2 separate regions of the Homo sapiens genome follow, and region 2 is linked to region 1. The links are chromatin loops, found by intact Hi-C in ENCODE. Cell type or tissue: natural killer cell. All regions are shown on one strand. Each heading gives the region's core, and the rest is flanking DNA. Links, peaks and the distances in the headings are about the cores only.

Region 1 (8,880 bases), core at 1-8,000:
TCCAGCTGCTTTAGAACCAGAGCCTTCATACTGTTTATGGAAATGGAAGAAGCAGAACCAGGAGATGGGTGGGGAGCAGGAAAATTATTCTACCCTGTGCCCCTAACAAAAAAGTGTGAAGTACCTATAATATCAACTCCAGCTTCTAGATCCATTATGAAGTAACTTATATTTGGAGGGGAATGCTCATAATTATTATTTTCCGTGGAAAAGCACATTTACTGGGAAGGGGCCTGATGGCTAGTGGTGGGCAAAGGTATGGGGAGATGGCCTGCATGACAGGTGCTCTGAATACCAAAGCTTCCAACTCATCGCCTCCTGGTGCAGTACCTAGTTAGAGGGAACTTGGAAGCCTCCCTCTAGCAGTGCTGGAAGGGAATGTTCCTGGGTTTGTCATTATCTTGCCAGCTGGGGACATAGAGTATCTTCTGTGTCATCATCTACTTATCTGTTCACTGGCTTTGATGACCTTCATCACCTCCCCGTCAATATCGTGATACTTCCTTAATCTTTCTGTTCCTAAACTGAAGGTACCAACCTCCAAGGAGCCTCTCTTGCATACTGAGACTGTCTTCTACAGTCTAGCCAACTCCACCTTTGGAGGAAAGGTGATGAGTATTCAAGAGTCTTCAGAACAGAGCATTTCGCCTCTGTCCTGGAATCCTAGAGTGTCAGAGGTGGGAGAGATGGAGCTTGTTTTGTGCCGGCCTTGCTTGATAGTTCAGGGAGCTGAACCCAGAACAGGGACATGAGTGACTCTGAAATGTGTGGCTATATCAAAGTTGTAGCTTTGACTTAGGGTAGAGAATTGGAACTTAACTTATAAGAAGGAGAGCCAAACCATGTAACAGGATTTGAAACATAATAGCCAAGTTGACTCCAGGCCTTGTACCTGAGTCAGGGCCTCTAAACGGATTCTAATACCAAGAATCAGGTATCCCTGCTAGGGGAAAGAAAGGAGGGTTCTGGGACAGTAGGGCATCACTAAACTGACTTCTCATGCCAGCACCACTGTGTTTTCTCCTCCATTTTTAGGCCTCGAAAAAGCCCAAGACAGCAGAAGCAGACACCTCCAGTGAACTAGCAAAGAAAAGCAAAGAAGTATTCAGAAAAGAGGTAAGGTTTGGTGGATATAAGCACTAAGCTCCTCAGGCTTAAATCTGAACCCTTTCATTTCTTGTCCTAAGTATGTCGAATATCTCCTTTGCCCCAAGATAGGCAGGAACACAAGGTGTTCCTTGTGTGTATGTCTTGCTGAAGTGCTTCTTTTAGCACTGAAAACTCCTCAGCCATCTTTTCTTGGCTTGACAGGAGCCCCTCTCAGACCACATTTGCTTGTTTGACTGTGGGCCTTCTGTAGCATCTATGGCAAAAGAAAGCTGTCTGTAGTGGTAGGCTGCCTTGTCTTTGGGTATTCCTCTTGCTTCTGTGATTTGACTTAGTTGTTATGTGAATGACACATTGGTGAAAGAGGTGTGGCCTTTTTCAACTGGTTAAGCACTTCAGTACCCATTGACTCATTTTGTCCCCACAACAGCCCTTGAGGTAGGCAAGACAGATTGCCTTTCCTCTTATTCAGGTGAAAGAACTCTTAAGGTTCAGAGAAGGCAAGTTCTAGACAAAAGATTTGAACTCAGGCGTTCTGGCTCAAAGTCCAGTTCTCTTTCTGTAATATCTCATTTGGTAGCTGCCTAATTCTCCAGGGCTTGGGAGAATGCTGCTCCTTTTTATGCTACCAGAAGTGTGTCTTACCAACCATCAAGACACTAAACTTGTCTGCTTCATAGCATCTAGGTTCTAAACTCCAATCTTCATTCACTGAAGGGGCTTGTAGTGTTTTGGAAGAAACAGACCTGTAAATAAGTAGCGACAGCTGTGTGAAAAGTATGCCATATTAGGGCTGGGAGCCACAATCTGGGCAGTCAGGAAGGGCGCTTGAATCAGGGGTAGGAATTGGCCAGATGGATCAGCAGGGGATCTAACTTATATCAATAGAATGTACAGAGGCAAGAGAGAGCATCTTCCCTTCCAGGGAGTTGTAAGTGGCCTGATGGGCTATAGCACAAGATATGGGAGGGCTGTTGAAAATGAGGTGGAATGGTATTGTTCTTCTTCATATAGGAACTATGTGTCTGTGGGTTATCGGGAACCATTGCAGAATTTTAAGCAGGGGGTAATGAAATCCCTATCTGTGTTTGAGGGGATAGACTGAAGGAAGAGAGTTTGGAGGCCAGGAAACCCCAGAAAAACCTTGAGTTAAAAGGCTTATGCAGGGATAAAATTTAGTTTCTTATGGTCCCTTTGTGAACATACTGGTATTTCAGCTCATTGAACCAGCAGCTGTTTATTTAGTGCCTACCTTGTGATATAGCCTTGTTCTTTGAACACCTGAAGGCTCACTGAATTTTAGTGATGGGTAGACTTTGTTCAAAGTGCTCTCTGATGAAATGGCTATGACTGGCCTCTTTATTCTCTTTGTCCCCTATGATCTTAGCACCACAAATACCTCTGAAGGTCCTATTCCTAGAGTGTTTGGGAGCACCTGGGTAGGACAGACCATACTTAGACAGCCCAGGGAGGACATAGTAAGTGGTGGAAGGAAAAGGATTCTGCTTAGGTTTTCCTTTGCTGGCTGTCATATCATGCTTCCATCTGCTTCACATGCTGTGGTATGACCACTTAAAGAATCTAAGTACCCTTCAATGACAAAATTCCTGTGGTTCCTGGGATTGCTAAGCCTCATAGAAGCTCTGGAACACCTGCTGTGCTCTGCCTTGCCTCCAGGGCCCAGAGAACCCAGCTACTGTCTTTATGCCAAGGACACAAAATTCATTGACTGAAACCTGGGGCTGCTGAAGGACTCAGCATTGAAGTCATGCTGTTGAGTCCCTCCAGCCTCCTTTAAGGCTTGCTTAGTCCATCCAGGGGAGCTCTTTCCCTCTCAGGCTGAGCCCGTATCCTTTTCTCAGATCTTACTGGCTTACTAGTATTCCACTGTCCAAACCAGTTAACCTGAGGGAGGAAAAGGAGAAGGATTGGCTGGCTTTACTCACTACCTTTTCTAGTTATTTCCTCAGTACAACTCCTTGCCCTCTCTGGACTGTTGAGCAACGTGTTCTCTTTTCTCTGCCTGCAGATGTCCCAGTTCATCGTCCAGTGCCTGAACCCTTACCGGAAACCTGACTGCAAAGTGGGAAGAATTACCACAACTGAAGACTTTAAACATCTGGCTCGCAAGGTACTCCCCTTGCTTTTGGTAGCCCACCAGGCAATGTTCTGGGCAAACTGTGTACCTTCTAAGAAGCCCTTTTCATCATAGAAAGTATTTTTTTTTTTCTTGTCAGATGTCAGAGCTGGGGACCCAGGAACGGGGAGGGAAGGTTTGGGGAGGGATGCGTACCTTACATGACAGCAGTAGTTCTCTAAGAAATTTTCAGAGCTCAGCTTGTCCTTTCTGGTGATCATAGCACCAGCCTGCCCCAACATCTACCCCCTTATTAACTTCCTGTCTTGGTGAGAAGGGCCCTGAAGCAGCAGGCTGGATTACCACCCCTGTCCTCCCCCTCATATAATTTCTGCTCTGATTGGTGGCTGTGGTCTCTCTTCCTGTGCCCTGGACAGCTGACTCACGGTGTTATGAATAAGGAGCTGAAGTACTGTAAGAATCCTGAGGACCTGGAGTGCAATGAGAATGTGAAACACAAAACCAAGGAGTACATTAAGAAGTACATGCAGAAGTTTGGGGCTGTTTACAAACCCAAAGAGGACACTGAATTAGAGTGACTGTTGGGCCAGGGTGGGAGGATGGGTGGTCAGGTAAGACAGACTCTAGGGAGAGGAAATCCTGTGGGCCTTTCTGTCCCACCCCTGTCAGCACTGTGCTACTGATGATACATCACCCTGGGGAATTCAACCCTGCAGATGTCAACTGAAGGCCACAAAAATGAACTCCATCTACAAGTGATTACCTAGTTGTGAGCTGTTGGCATGTGGTTAGAAGCCATCAGAGGTGCAAGGGCTTAGAAAAGACCCTGGCCAGACCTGACTCCACTCTTAAACCTGGGTCTTCTCCTTGGCGGTGCTGTCAGCGCACAGACCCATGCGCATCCCCACCCACAACCCTTTACCCTGATGATCTGTATTATATTTTAATGTATATGTGAATATATTGAAAATAATTTGTTTTTTCCTGGTTTTTGTTTGGTTTTCGTTTTGCTTTTAGCCTCTACATGCTAGGATCACAGGAAGACTTTGTAAGGACAGTTTAAGTTCTCCTGCAAGGTTTAATTTGTTATCATGTAAATATTCTAAAGCAGGCTGCCTTGTGGTTTTGGCCAGCCTTGTGCTATGTTGATAAGATTGATTTACTGCTTAAAATCACTTTACTTTATCCAATTTTTACTGAACTTTTTATGTAAAAAAATAAAATCAATTAAAGAACTTGGCATGTGTGTTCCCTAAAAGTTAATCAAGCATATTTGTGTGTAATGATGTCACTGGAAGAAGGAGAGATAGTGAGTGGCCTTAGGTGTGTGAAGTCCAAGGTTAATCCCTGTGATTGGATTTTATTACAGGACTTGTTCATTCTCCACAGGTCCTACTATGACTGGGGCAGACATTTGCACATTTGCCAGGTGACTGACACTTGTAGGCTTGGGATCTTTTGGCTGTGCTCAGGCATTGGGTCAATTTGCACATGCATTCCAGAGCAAAAGAAGCAGCATCTAGGGCCTCTTTGGCACTAGGCTTCTTTATTTTGGTTAATTATCAGTCAAGAGAAAGGCAAATTTATCTTCTCCCTTGATACTTTCTCCTGGCTGGAGAGAAGCATTGAATCTTTTCTCCCCCATGGACTTGATTTTTCTGAGCCCACTGGAATGCTTTTTTTGGGGGGGGGTGGGGGAGGGGGGTGGGGAGAAAGGGTCTCGCTTTGTTGCCCGGGCTGGAACGCAGTGGTGTGATCATAGCTCATTGCATCCCTGAACTCCTGGGCCCAAGCAGTCTTCTTGCCTCAGCCTCTGGAGTAGCTAGGACTATTAGCTAATACTTTTTAAAAATTTTTGTAGAGACACAGGGTCTTGCTATGTTACCCAGGCTGGTCTTGACTTCCAGGCCTCAAGTAATGCTCCTGCTTTAGACTCCCAAAGTGTTGGACACCTGGTTTGAAATGCTCATTTGATGTTTGGGTTCCCTAGCTTCCCACTGTGCTCCCTAACACTGGGGTTGGACACTAGAGGACAGGATAGGACCCCTATAAAAGAGGTATAGTGCACAGGTTATGATGATAGTGAACATTTCCAGGAAGATGCAGGGCTTGGTGAGAGACCTCTCTCCCACTTGTTGGATCAGTTATCTAGGCAGTGAGGAAGGCTAAGGGCTTCAGGCCAGACTGGGCCCATCTTTGCAAAAAGGTTGGTCCCACCTGTTTCTCACCAGGGTTATTCTGCCTGCTGCAGCAGTGTTCTTGAGGTCAGGTCAGGTTGTGGCCTGCCAAATCTTTGGCAGGGTGAGTAGCAATTAGAGCAGTCACTGCCTGCTAGGCACTGTGCTGAGCACTTAGAGCTCAGGTTGTGGTCACAGTCCTGAGGCACAGGAATTGGCACTATAATGAGGAAAACTAAGGGTCAGAGAGGTTCAGTAACTCTTCTAATATCCTCATATTAAAGGAAGTGTTAAAAGAGGGGAAAATCCTTATTTTAAACTTAGACATGCTATTGTTTTCTCATGATACTGCAGCCTTCAAAACTGTAAAGCACTTTTTTTTTTTGAGACAGAGTTTCGCTCTTGTCCAGGCTGGAGTGCAGTCGCACGATCTTGGCTCACTGCGACCTCTGCCTCCCAGGTTCAAGCGATTCTCCTGCCTCAGCCTCCCTAGTAGCTGAGATTACAGGCATGCACCACCATGCCCGGCTAATTTTGTATTTTTAGTAGAGATGGGGTTTCTCCATGTTGGTCAGGCTGGTCTCAAACTCCTGACCTCAGGTGATCCACCCATCTCGGCCTCCCAAAGTGCTGGGATTACAGGCGTGAGCCACCACGCCTGGCCTAAAGCATATTATTATATCACATGCGCAGATGGTAATTTGCTCAACCCTCTTAACGTCTTGGAATTATGTCTGTTACAGAGAATATTTTAGTTAATATGCTTAAGCACATTGAAAGGGGGCATTTCTTTTTCAGTGGGTTTACAGTGCAGGGGTACAGCCACATGCACTGCTGCTTGCAACCAAATCAAATGCATGGTTTTGACCCAAATCTCCAGGTTATGATGTCTCCAGCAGCTGGTGCGTATCTTCCCTGCTTTCTCTCCTGATTCTTCAGGGTTATTGCCCTAAGGTCATCTGAGGAGGAAGGTGGCTATAAACTTCCGGTTCTTCCTTAGTTTAAGGGAAAGATTTACAGAGTATTAAGCAGCCCTGGTCAACTATTTCTGAGGGTAGCAGTAGCAGCAATCTGATGAGCTTGGTACTCACAGAGTAGTCAATCTTAGTTGCATCTCATTTTAGCAGAGGGACAGGATCTACCTTGGGCCCCCCTAGACCATGACTGGAACCCATGTCTTCTGAGTGAGTTTGGATGGCTGTGCTTCTGAAGCCTACTTATGCTGATAGATGCCAGGATGGTAGCCATTGTTCCTTCCTAGGCAAGGCTTGTCTTTTATAGCACCTTCTTCAAAAGGCACTTATTGTGCCAACCTACCTGCCTCCCCCTTTGGGGTGGGCATATGTATGGAGTGCATATGCATGGACTTGGCTGCACCTGCCTTGTCCTGAGCTGCCCAGGAGACCCACCTGTCCTTGGCATGTGTAGCAACCACATGAGCAGATGTGGAAGTACATTTGGAACTCCTTGTCCTGAGTTCAGGTCTTGTAAAGAGAGCGTTTTCTTTTTTCTTATCTAGAGGTGACCTGAGGCCCTTGGTAATTAACTGCCCAGGACCAGCCTGCTTCTTGCCTCCTGTCTAGAGGAACAGGCCTCCAGCCTCCCCTTGGTGCTGCTCATAGAACAAGTCAGGAAAATGATCTCAAACCCAGGGTCCCTCAGCACCAACCTGGGAGTCTTAGGTGTGGGGGAAACTACTGAATGTGTCACTTAAACTTACTGTTCTCCAGCTAAGGAAGTTGATAAAATACCAAGGTAAAATAATCAGCAAGGTAAAATAATCAGCAAGGTAAAATACCTTCCAAACATGATAAAGCCAGCAAATGGTAGTAGGCGCAGGATATGAACTCTGATCTGTGCCTCCAGAGCCCATGCATCCTATAGGATCACACTGCCTGCCATCCCAGGTGCTGCTTGGAGAGGCCCCTCCCACAGCCTAGGGACCCCCACCCCTTTTCTGGGCCTCTGCCTCATAGCCACCCACTCAACTGTCTCACAGGCCCAAGGAGCCAGATAGAGCCAGCGGAAAAGTCCGAATCACCTTTAATATGGGTTACAAAAGTAGCAAAACCAGCTGAGGCTTAATAAGAGGAGGTGGAGTAGGGATCCAAAGGGCAGAACCACTCCTCACTGCCCACTCCCCACCATATCCTGGGCCCTCTTCTGGAGGGGATGGGTGGATAAGGGGAAGTGAATGGTGGCTGGATCTTCGGTTTTCTTCCCCAGAACAGAGCAGGCTGAGCCCAGCAACCCCAGGAAGCCCACAAAGGGAAAGATATATGAGATGGGGGTAGGGGAGCACCGGAGCAGTCTCCGAGAGTGCAGGCTATGGAGACAGCACTCACACCACAGAACAGCCCTCAGCTTGGGGGCCCAGGACCTGGACCACATCTTCCTGGCCCATGGCAACCAGGGCATTCTCTAGCACCTTGTGGGTGGCACCACTGTCTTCTTGGATAGCCCAGTCCCTCAGCAGTGTGTAGGCTCACACCTGGCCTTGGGCCATGATTTCTACAGCCTCAGCTTGGTAGCCCAGATGGTCTGCCAGTCCCCGCCAGCCCTTGTCAGGTTCACGTGACACCTCTAACAGCCGCTCCACTTTCTCCTGGTGCTGCCGAGGGAGATCAAGGTGAAGTCGGCACCCAAGCTCAGGATGTGGTCCTGGGGCAGGAGACATGAGGATCACACAAGGGCTGGGTGGTGAGGCAGTTCTGGGAAAGGGGCTCACCCTGGCTGGGGGCACAGGGCTCCAGACTGCTAGGAGAGTCCAGGAAGACACTGCTATCCCCATGCATCTGGTCCTTGTTGAGACCTCCCAGCTCTGCAGTTCGAGCTTTGGCCAGCTGCTGTCTTTGTTTATGTGAGCGCCAGCTGTGGGGAGAAAGGGAGACCTACCAACCTGCCCCCACCTTCAAGACAGGGAATTGGTTGGGAGTCCAGACAGGGAAGGGGGTGCCACAGGGCAGTGCCCAGACCACCTACCACTTGAAGGCCATGTAGGCAAGCAGACCGAGGACCACAGTGGCCAGAAGGGTACAGTAGACTGGGATGATGCTGCCTGAGACCTCTTGGAGACTCCAGGAGGAAAGGGGAGGAGGTATTGGGGGCCAGGGCTCCTCCTGCCCCTACCCATACTCCTTCCCTGTCCCTCTCCTGCCTCCTCAGGATCTTACCTGTGGAAGAAAAGACAGATCAGGTCAGGAGCAAGGAACAAAGGCTAGGGTCCCTGGGTAGCCTCACCTAAACTTTGTTGCCAAAAAGATTTGAAGCCAGTAGTCCCTACTATTAGAGTCAAAAGCTTATACCACAGCATCAGGAGCTGTCTGGCCTATTTTTCCATTTTCATCTACTTCTTCCCCTTTGCTTACCACTCTGGACACCTTGTCCTTCCTAGATGCACCCTGTTCTCATAACCTTCCAGACTTCTGCTCTTGCCAATCTCCCTTCTCCATCTGACATATTGGCAAGAATCTTCTACTCTGGGAAGACTTCTTGATC
Region 2 (9,190 bases), core at 521-8,520, 62 kb after region 1:
TTGCCACCTCCCTGTCCCCCCACACTGGCTAGCGTTTTCTGACTTGGATTCATATTCTCTGCACACGTGTAGGGTCTGCTCTTCTCAACTGTGGTAGCTCGAGGGCAAGGGCTGGGGCTTCCTCCGGGTGACACTGATGGCTGCTCTGGGTGAACTGAGGGAAGGAACAAGGCATGAATGTGGGGATCTGTTATGTGACCCCTTTGTCACGGGATGAGAGGGCCTCACCCCGAAGACACAGGTGAGAGTCTCAGGCTCCACCATCATCATCACTGTGGTTGGCGCCTACTGACTGAGGACGTACTCTGTGCCAGCCACAGTGTAGGGCTGTCACTCACATGCGTACCCTTAAGTCATGCCATCTAGCAGTTGAAGAAACTGCAGCTCTGAGAAGCTAAACTGGCCCAGAGTACCACAGTACACAGTTGTTAGTGCTGGGTATTGACTCCTCATGTGGTTCTGCTTTCTCAACCTTTCCATATGCTGAGCATGTGGATTTTTAAAAACGCTTTGTAGCTAAAGGAAGTGTGTGTAGGTGGGGATAAGACCTTGTGAAGCAGTATTTCCCCCCACAAAAAAATGTGCCAGTTCTGACTTGTTTAAATTTGGTTTAATTAGGATTTTTATCACTTGTAGATCACACCAGAGAGCAGACAGCTGTCTTACCTTTACTTCTCAGATTGTGACACTCCAAGAAGCAGCTGACCAGAGGTTAAAATAGCTTCTAGTCTAGGAGCTTCAGCACATTTTGTTGCTGTGTAAACCTCTGACTTGCCTGGAAATTGACTTGTAAAGAATTTTGCATTTCATACTGGGGTGCCTGATGCTGGGGTCTGGTATATTTCATGCTCAGCTGTGTGTTGGCATGGAGGGAATGGAGAGATGGCTCCTAGCTCAGGTAAGGGCCTTGGCTTACATCAGTGACTGGCCTTTGTGGTGGTCAGGAGAGTTGGGGAGGATGCTGGGACCAAGCTCATAGAACACTTAACAAACATCCCGAGTCTCAGCTCCTCCTTTCGCGGAGTGGGCATCACAACCTTTGCCCTGCCCTTATCTTGGGTTCTCGTTGGGGATTGGATGAACAATGGAATGTAACGCAACTTTGAGCTCTATAAAGTGCTGGATGCGTTTGTTCCAGAACCAAACCGAGGGTCGGGCTGCTTATTCCCTTGGCCCAATAACGAGATGCAGATGAACTGGGAGAGAAGGGAGTTTTTTTTATTTCTGCAGCTGGTTACAGGGAGAAGGCCTGGAAATTATCACCAGACCAATTCAAAATTACAAAGTTTTCCAGAGCTTGTATATCTTCTAAGCTATACATCTATGTGTAAATGTGCATTCATCTAAAGACTTAAATGATTAACTTCTTCTAGTCTATAACTAAGATCTGAGTCCTGAAGACCTTCCTCTGGACCCTCAGTAAGTTTACTTAATATAATGGGTCCAGGTGCTGGGGTGATTACCCTTATCTTGTCTCCTGCTAAATCATGGAGGTTTGGGGCGTTCCTTTTAGTCTCCCAATAAACTTGTTTGTGGAGGCCTGGGGAGTTTCTTCAGACCGCCAATAAAACTTATTTAATCCTAAACAGATCCTGTTAAGAATTCTTCGTTATCTTGTCGTGCTTCAAGGCTCAGGAAAGGCCTAGGCCAAACTCTTGGTGGGCTTTTGTTACATTCTAGCCTTTGTGTAAGGGCACTGGTTCTATTAGCTTTACATATATATGTGTGTGTGTGTGTGTGTGTGTGTGTGTGTGTGTGTATTTATTTTTTTATTTTTGAGATGGAGTCTCGCTCTGTTGGCCAGGCTGGAGTGCAGTGGCACGATCTCAGCTCACTGCAACCTCCTCCACCTGGGTTTAAGTGATTCTCCTGCCTCAGCCTCCCGAGAAGCTGGGATTACAGGCGCCTGCCACCATGCTCGGCTAATTTTTTGTATTTTTAGTAGAGACAGTGTTTCATCATGTTGGCCAGCCTGGTCTCGAACTCCTGACTTCAGGTGATCCACCCACCTTGGCCTCCTGAAGTGCTGGGATTACAGGCATGAGCCACCGCCGCCCTGGCTAGCTTTTAATATTTAACCTAGCTACTCAGTCAGTACTGAAACGTAACGGAGGCCTGCGTTAGTGAGACCTGGCCTGCCACACACTTCGTTGTTAGGTTATTGCTATAAATGGCCATGTGTAGCCAAGGCACTTATTTGCAAACAACAGAAATCCATTCTGGCTGATTGTAGAAGAATACAAAGTGCTTGTTGTTTTAGAAATCGAGCCACTTACAGCTTACCAGGAGTAAAAGAAAAAAAAAATAATTAAAAAGAAAGAGAGCCAGCCTTAGAGGTACACAGCCTGAAAGAAGCCCAACATTTCATAAGAAAAATGGAAAATGGCTCAATGAGGAAACTGCTACTGCCTTCGAGTACTAGATACTACAGTTAGCCCTGTTGCCCTGTGCCCTGGAATCAATCTTGAATCAAATCTTATTGCAGCTTCCCTAGAGAGAAGTCTGTGCCACCCCACCCCTACCTCTCTGCAGGTCACAACTCACCATTTGGAGTCTCTTATGGGTATATTGGATCAATAGGGCCACAGTTACCTTCCTGCTTCAAGGCAGGCTGGGAAAGTGAGTGGGGCACTTTTGGCTTCTGTAGTAAGGGGCAGGGTCTTCCTCCCCCAAGACTCAAGGTGGAGCTTTTGTAAGTGAAGGGAGGAGCTCGGGCTCTGGGCAGCCCATAGAATAACTTGGGAACATGGTGCATTGGACACACCAGTCTACTTGAGGTCGAGACCCGAGGTCTGGCCCTGGCTTCTCCCCTTCTCTTGCTGCACACTTCACCTGGATCTCCTGTGGCCCTCCGGATATTTACGTTGTATGAATGATTTTTATTTTGGGGGGGTGGGTGTGGTGGTGACAGGGACTCACTCTGTCAACCAGGCTGGAGTGCAGTGGTGCAATCTCACTGCAGCCTCAACCTCCTGGGCTCAGATGATTCCCCCACCTCAGCCCCCCAAGTAGCTGGGACTACAGGTGCACACTACCACTCCTGGCTTTGTGTTTTTTTGTGGTAGAGACAGGGTTTCACCATGTTTCCCAGACTGGTCTTGAACTCCTGGGCTCAAGGAATCTTCCTGTCTCAACCTCCCAAAGTGTTGGGATTACAGGCGTGAGCTACTGAGCCTAGCCCCTTATGAATGATTTCTTTGTGTTTCTTCCTATCCTGCCTGCCCTGTGTCCAGAGCCCACCTTGGTGACCACAGTAGCCCTCAGGCAGCTGAGTGTGGCCTCATGCAGTCCGCTTTCTCTTCTAGGTCAGCCTCTTGAAGAGGAGGCAGCATGTGGTCTCACTCAGAGGCTCCTCAACTGGGCCATGTATTAGAGATGTGACCCAGGAGTAGGTGGGCTCTTTGAACATTCAGATTCCCAGGTCTTACCGTGGAAGATTCTGATTTGGCAGGTGCTGTTTATAACCGTTCCCTGGGCTGCTGCTAGTTTATCCTCTATCAGCTCATATCTGAGGCCTCTGCAGCCCTACCAGTTTGGTGGTTTTCTTATTTTTCTCATTTGGTGTAAGAATAGATGTGATCACACTTCTCTGGCTGTTAGGCAGAAAGCAGACCTAAGCCTTAGGGCTGTTTATTTGAGAGAATTTTGAAAGCCTGATGCAATCAGAAAGCCCCTGTTTAAATGTGGGCCTATCTTTTATTAGCCCTGAGCCACTGGTTAAGTTTCTTAGTTGTTCTGAACCTGGTCATTTGTATGCAGTGATAATACCTGATTCCGGGGTATTGGTGGGGGCCAGAGGCCCTGGTGTGCACAAGAGTGAAGTGTGAGTAGATGAGCAAGTACCACATGGCAGCTTGCAGTTGGAAGGGACTGTTCCTCCCGACAGACTCAGAGACAGCTGCTCTTCTGCTGTCCTTGGGGTGAGAAGGTGGCTCTCCTAACTCACATCCAGCTTGTTTTTCGGGGGGCCCCTTTGCTTTCTGGGCTTTGCTAAATGCTCTTTATAAAATACTCGAATCATATTGTTGCCACCTCTCTACCTGTCCTCCAGGTTCTCAGTGCTTGTGAGATAAAGTCTGTAGCCCATCAGGCAGGCCCATCCCACTTCCCCAGTGCCCTTGGATATCACCACTCTCTGCCTGGACACACCCGCTCCTTCTAGTGACCCTGACATTCCCCTCTCTGACCGCTCAGTCTGCATCTTCCCTCTTCTCTCCCTGGACAGCCTGCCCACCTGGCTGGCCTTCCAGGTGTTCTCGGGTCCCACCTTCTCTCATTCCCAGTGGCATTCAGGCTTTGGATGCACTATAGGGTGGTTATCTGTTCACTGTCTGCTTCTCTCTTCCCTGCCCCTGACTTCCCTGAGGGCAGCCATCTTGCTTTAGTCACCTTTTTGTCTGCCCCATGACAAGACTCAGAGACTCCGTAAACATTCAAATGAAGAAGCAACTAGGCAGGCACATGGATTTGGGAGTTAGTTGGGCTGAGATTTTCCTCAGGAAAAACAGACTTGCCCACGAGGACAAGTCCAAGAGTTTATTTAAAAAGTGCAGGCTGTGGCGATGCTAACAGCAAGAAGAACTTCACTGGGTGATTGTGAAGTCAGTTAGGTTTCTTCGATCTGTAGTTTAGGCATGGACTAGGGGTGCTTTGACAGCCGTTAACATTGGAAAAGAACTGGGCATTTTAGTTGGTCACAGGCTTTGAATAAGCCAGTGGTGTGACGTGGATACCAGGAACACTGATGTCCCAGCTGTGGTGTTGGCTGTCGGTTGGTTGGGAAATAACTTTTTTTTTCAGACGGAGTTTCGCTCTTTTGCCCAGGTTGGAGTGCAGTGGTGCAGTCTTGGCTCACTGCAACCTCCTCCTTCTGGTTTCAAGCGATTCTCCTGCTCAGCCTCCTGAGTAGCTGGGACTACAGGTGCCCGCCACCATGCCCAGCTAATTTTTGTATTTTTAGTAGAGATGGGGTTTCACCATGTTGGCCAGGCTGGTCTTGAACTCCTAACCTTGTGATCTGCCCGCCTCGGCCTCCCAGAGTGCTGGGATTACCAGGCGTGAGCCACCGTGCCCGGTGGAAATACCTGTTCTTTTAATAAATGGTAGCTCTTATTCCCTTGACCCACCCCATTTTAAGAACAAATCTACCCACATGAAAGGTCACATAGATGCTATAGAGGTTGATGCATCTGGTGCCAGGTTTGAGTGAGGGCCGTTGGCAGCTATCAAGGAAACTGTTTTAGGGGATCCAGAATTGATGTAAACAGGGCCATGGGACTAGGGTGTGTGTGGGAGGCGAAAGGGTATCATTTACAGGGGCCACCCACTGAGGTTTTCAGGTCCTTGCTTGCTGTCTCTGTTGGATCCAGCGAAAGTGAACACATAGTGGTTGGGCTTTCTCCTCCTCTTCCCTCCTGGGCTCAGCCTAAGGATCCTATCTACCAGCCAGAGTTTGTGGAGAAAGGTCACCTTCTTTTGTTCTACAGGCCTTACAGATCTGGGGATGGTCAGGTAGCAGCCACATGTCCTCAGGACCAGAGAGTCTGGGTGGTTGTTCCAGTCCCTGGAACTGACCAGGTGGGCCCCCTGTGCCTGATTCCTCTGACTGTCCACTGTGAGGCAATGGGGAAGGGGTTTCTGGGTGCCACACGAAGCTGTCTCCCACCAGGGGAGGGGTCTTCCAATCTGCATGGACCTTATCATTTGCTTTTGTGATTTGCTCACTGCTGCTCCCCTCGTGAGCTTAGAATGGTGAGGAAGTCCTAGTGGTTGTGAATTCTGCTTTGTGGTGAAGGAGGCTTTTTTCCCCTCCAAGAAAAGGGAAATGGTGGGGTAGGGTGAGAGGGTGGGGAGGTGACTTCATTGCTCATCACCAGTTAGTTTCTTAACCGACATTTTTAGCCCCCCAGTAATGGAGATGTCTATCCTGATTTAAGAGGGCTTAGTCTACAATTGGCTGCTGCATTTGCTACTGTGGTTAGAGTCCCAGGCTGCAGAGGGACGCTGGTGTGTGCAGGCTCAACCTGTCCTCTTCTGCACCAGCAAAGCTGGACTTTTTTTTTTTTTTTTTTCCAAGCTTGAGAAAAGTCATTAGGCATTGACAAGGCTGTGTCAGGCCTGAGTGCCAGCCATGGTTTCCTGCTTCCCCATTTAGCCAGGTGAGGGTCAAGAGAATCTGTTTAGGGTATGAGTCAAGATAGTGAGCCATAGTCAGCTAGGTTCCTCTGGTTACTTTTATTATTAAGTCATTTTGACAGCAGAATTAAGGAAGATGGAAAAAATACTACCCACGGTTGAGTGCGAGTCTGTGAAGTCTTTGGCCATTTGTATGTATGGTATTGCCATGGTTGCAATCATGAGTATGTAATATAGGACTCTTACCCCTGGCGTTTGTGTGTTTGTCTGTTGCATAGTGCTGCCTCGCTATTTTAATGCCTCCCCTGGCCCATCATGTGAATGCTGGCCTGCATAACTGTGCCCTACGGTGTTGGGCTCACTGCATAGTTCCACTTCTCCCTACTGTGAGAAACACAGCTCTAAACACCTCTGCATGCATTGCTCTTTTATTTCCTTGTGATGTCTTTTGGGACTGGAGTTCTTGGCCAAGAAATGACAATATTTGGGGCTCTCGATGGGTTTGATTGTATCTCTCTGAAATGACACCAGAAAGAGCTGTCAACTCTCATGTGATGACAGATGGAGGCACCCTAGACACACTTGAAACCATTTGCATGTGAAAGGTAGGGACAGGAGTGGGACAAGAGCAAAGGGCAGGGGTTCTAGAGGGAATCAGCCTATGCTTGAAGCCTGCCCTGCCATTTGCGTCCTGGCAACCTCTAGCTGTGTGACTCTGGATGGGTTACTTAATTGTCCTGGGCTTCCATTTTTCTCATCTGTGGTAGGAGAAAGGAGTGCTGACCTTATTAGATTTTCATAGTGATTAATTATTGATTATTTTTGATAATATCAGTACTACTGTTTAATTAATGGAATAATCAGTTGCCTGGCATACTGTTATTACCAAAGAATTGACAGTGTTGTAAGACATGCAGAACAGAGAAGAGTGACATTTGGGTTCGGCACTGCCCAGGGCTCACCTTCTAATGGAAAATCTTCCAATTTTATGGAACCTAGTTAAAACCACACTCCCAAGAAGTGGGCAGGGTTGGGATTTTTGTCTTCATTTTGCAGGAGAGAAGCAGAGGTGCAGATAGTTGTTGGAAAAGAGGATAGAACAGACAACTAAAGGATAAACAAGCAGCATGTGTGGTAGAAAGAACTGAGGATGTGGCAGCGGGGAGCTGGGCTTCTGTTTATTTCCCAAAACTTGTGCTCTACCCAATGGAAAGAGTATTAGGTATGACATGCACAGACCTGGTCCAGCCTCAGTTCTTGCATCTGTGCAACAAGGCTAGTGATAACCGAATACGTGGGTGCTGTTGGAAGGCTCACACAACAGAAGTTCCTGTAACATGGGAAGTTAGCATGTGCCTTCTGCCTCCCCAGGTGGTTCCTTTACTATTGGTCCAGCTGCTCTTAGTGCCAGGTGCTGTGAGCAGTGATGGAGAGGCCTCTGAGAGCTTCCAGTCTAGGAAGGAAGACAGATGTCAAACAAAATCTCATGTGGGGAAATAAAGGTAGAATCATATGTCTGGGATGGTTATCATTAGAAGGCATGGGAAGAACACCTTTGTGCTAAAAGTGGTCATGACCTTTGGCCCACACAGGAGAATGTGCTGAAACCCACCCACCGAGTTTTGTGGTGGGGTCAGAATTAAGGATTCTGTGGGGAAACTTCACAGATGGGTGGTGCCTGTTCTTGTAGCCTGGGGCCTCTTGACAATCCTAAAGGAATCAGATAGCAGATAGATCATTGTTAATTTGATCCTCATTAAGTATATATATATATATATATATATATTTTTTTTTTTTTTTTTTTTGAGACGGAGTCTCGTTCTGTCGCCCAGGCTGGAGTGCAGTGGCACAATCTTGGCTCACTGCAAGCTCCGCCTCCCTAGTTCACGCCATTCTCCTGCCTCAGCCTCCCGAGTAGCTGGGACTGCAGGTGCCCGCCACCACGCCCGGCTAATTTTCTGTATTTTTAGTAGGGACGGGGTTTCACTGTGTTAGCCAGGATGGTCTTGATCTCCTGACCTCGTGATCCACCCGCCTCGGCTTCCCAAAGTGCTGGGATTACAGGCCTGAGCCACCGTGCCCAGCCCTAAAATGATTTTTTAAAAATTGTTAATTGATAAATAATAGCTGTATATTTATGGTGTACAACGTGATGTTTCTACAATATACGTTGTAGAAAGATTAAATCAAGCTGATTTAACATTTTTTGTGGTGAGACTTTAAAATCTAGGCTCAGCAATTTTGAATATACATTATTATTAACCGATCACCATGCTGTGCAGTAGCTCCCTTAAACACACTCCTCCTGCCTAACTGGAACTTTGTGTCCTTTGCCCAACATCTTCACTTTCTCCACCTCTCCTGCAACTCCAGCCTCTGTAACCACCCATCTAGTCTCTGTTTCGGTGAGTTCTACTTTTTATTTTTTTATTTTAATTTTTAATTTTTTTGAGATACGAGTCTCACTCTGTTGCCAAGGCTGGAGTGCAGTAGTTCAGTTACAGCTCACTGCAGCCTTGACCTCGTGGCCTTGTTTGATCCTCCCACCTCAGCCTCCTGGGTAGTTGGGACCCGCCTCGGCCTCCCGAAATGCTGGGATTACAGGTGTGAGCCACTGTGGCTGGCCAGTTCTACTGTTTTAGATTCCACATATAAGTGAGATCATGCAGTATTTGTCTTTCTGAGCCTGGCTTATTTCGCTTAGCATAATGTTCCCCAGATTTGTCCATGTTGTTGCAAATGACAGGATTTCCTCTTTTTTTTTTGAAGCCTGAATAGTATTTCATTGTGTGTATATACTAAATTTTCTTACTCATTCATCCATTTATGGACACAGGTTATTTCCATTTGAGCCTCACTTTTAAAAATTAAGTTTAGCATATACAGAGACTTAGCCAAAAAAATGTAGCACTTTCAGAAAAGGATAATGTGCTCCATTCACATGAATGTTGTTACATTTTAAAAAATGGGCTGGGCATGTGGCTCATGCCTATAATCCAGCACTTTGGGAGGCCAAGGCAGGAGGATTACTTGAGCCCAGGAGCTCGAAACCAAC

Evidence for each region. A loop is a pair of places that touch in the nucleus more often than their neighbours do. Peaks named below come from ENCODE experiments on the same cell type or tissue, not always from the same donor. Only the 100,000 strongest peaks of a DNase experiment are listed, where the experiment ranks them.
Region 2: it touches region 1 in a loop (4-fold over the local background); 2 of 110 quality-filtered maps call a loop at or near these places.

What each region holds. Positions count from the first base shown.
Region 1 is chr3:47,011,996-47,020,875 of GRCh38, reverse strand. SETD2 (SET domain containing 2, histone lysine methyltransferase) reads left to right here. Exons shown (of 21, transcript NM_014159.7): 19 at 1,036-1,116; 20 at 3,137-3,238; 21 at 3,622-4,440. The coding sequence ends at 3,783. It also overlaps the pseudogene NRADDP. Among named protein-coding and RNA genes, the nearest start is that of NBEAL2, 37 kb to the right of the region's middle. RefSeq lists a silencer at 1,382-1,461 and an enhancer at 7,568-8,067. In natural killer cell, for the core only: no CTCF peak of the experiment used is centred there; DNase peaks (open chromatin) are centred at 3,725 and 3,875; H3K27ac peaks cover 2,320 bases.
Region 2 is chr3:46,950,530-46,959,719 of GRCh38, reverse strand. All of the region lies in intron 1 of CCDC12 (coiled-coil domain containing 12), which reads left to right. Among named protein-coding and RNA genes, the nearest start is that of CCDC12, 22 kb to the left of the region's middle. In natural killer cell, for the core only: no CTCF peak of the experiment used is centred there; DNase peaks (open chromatin) are centred at 3,539, 3,699 and 5,849; H3K27ac peaks cover 7,480 bases.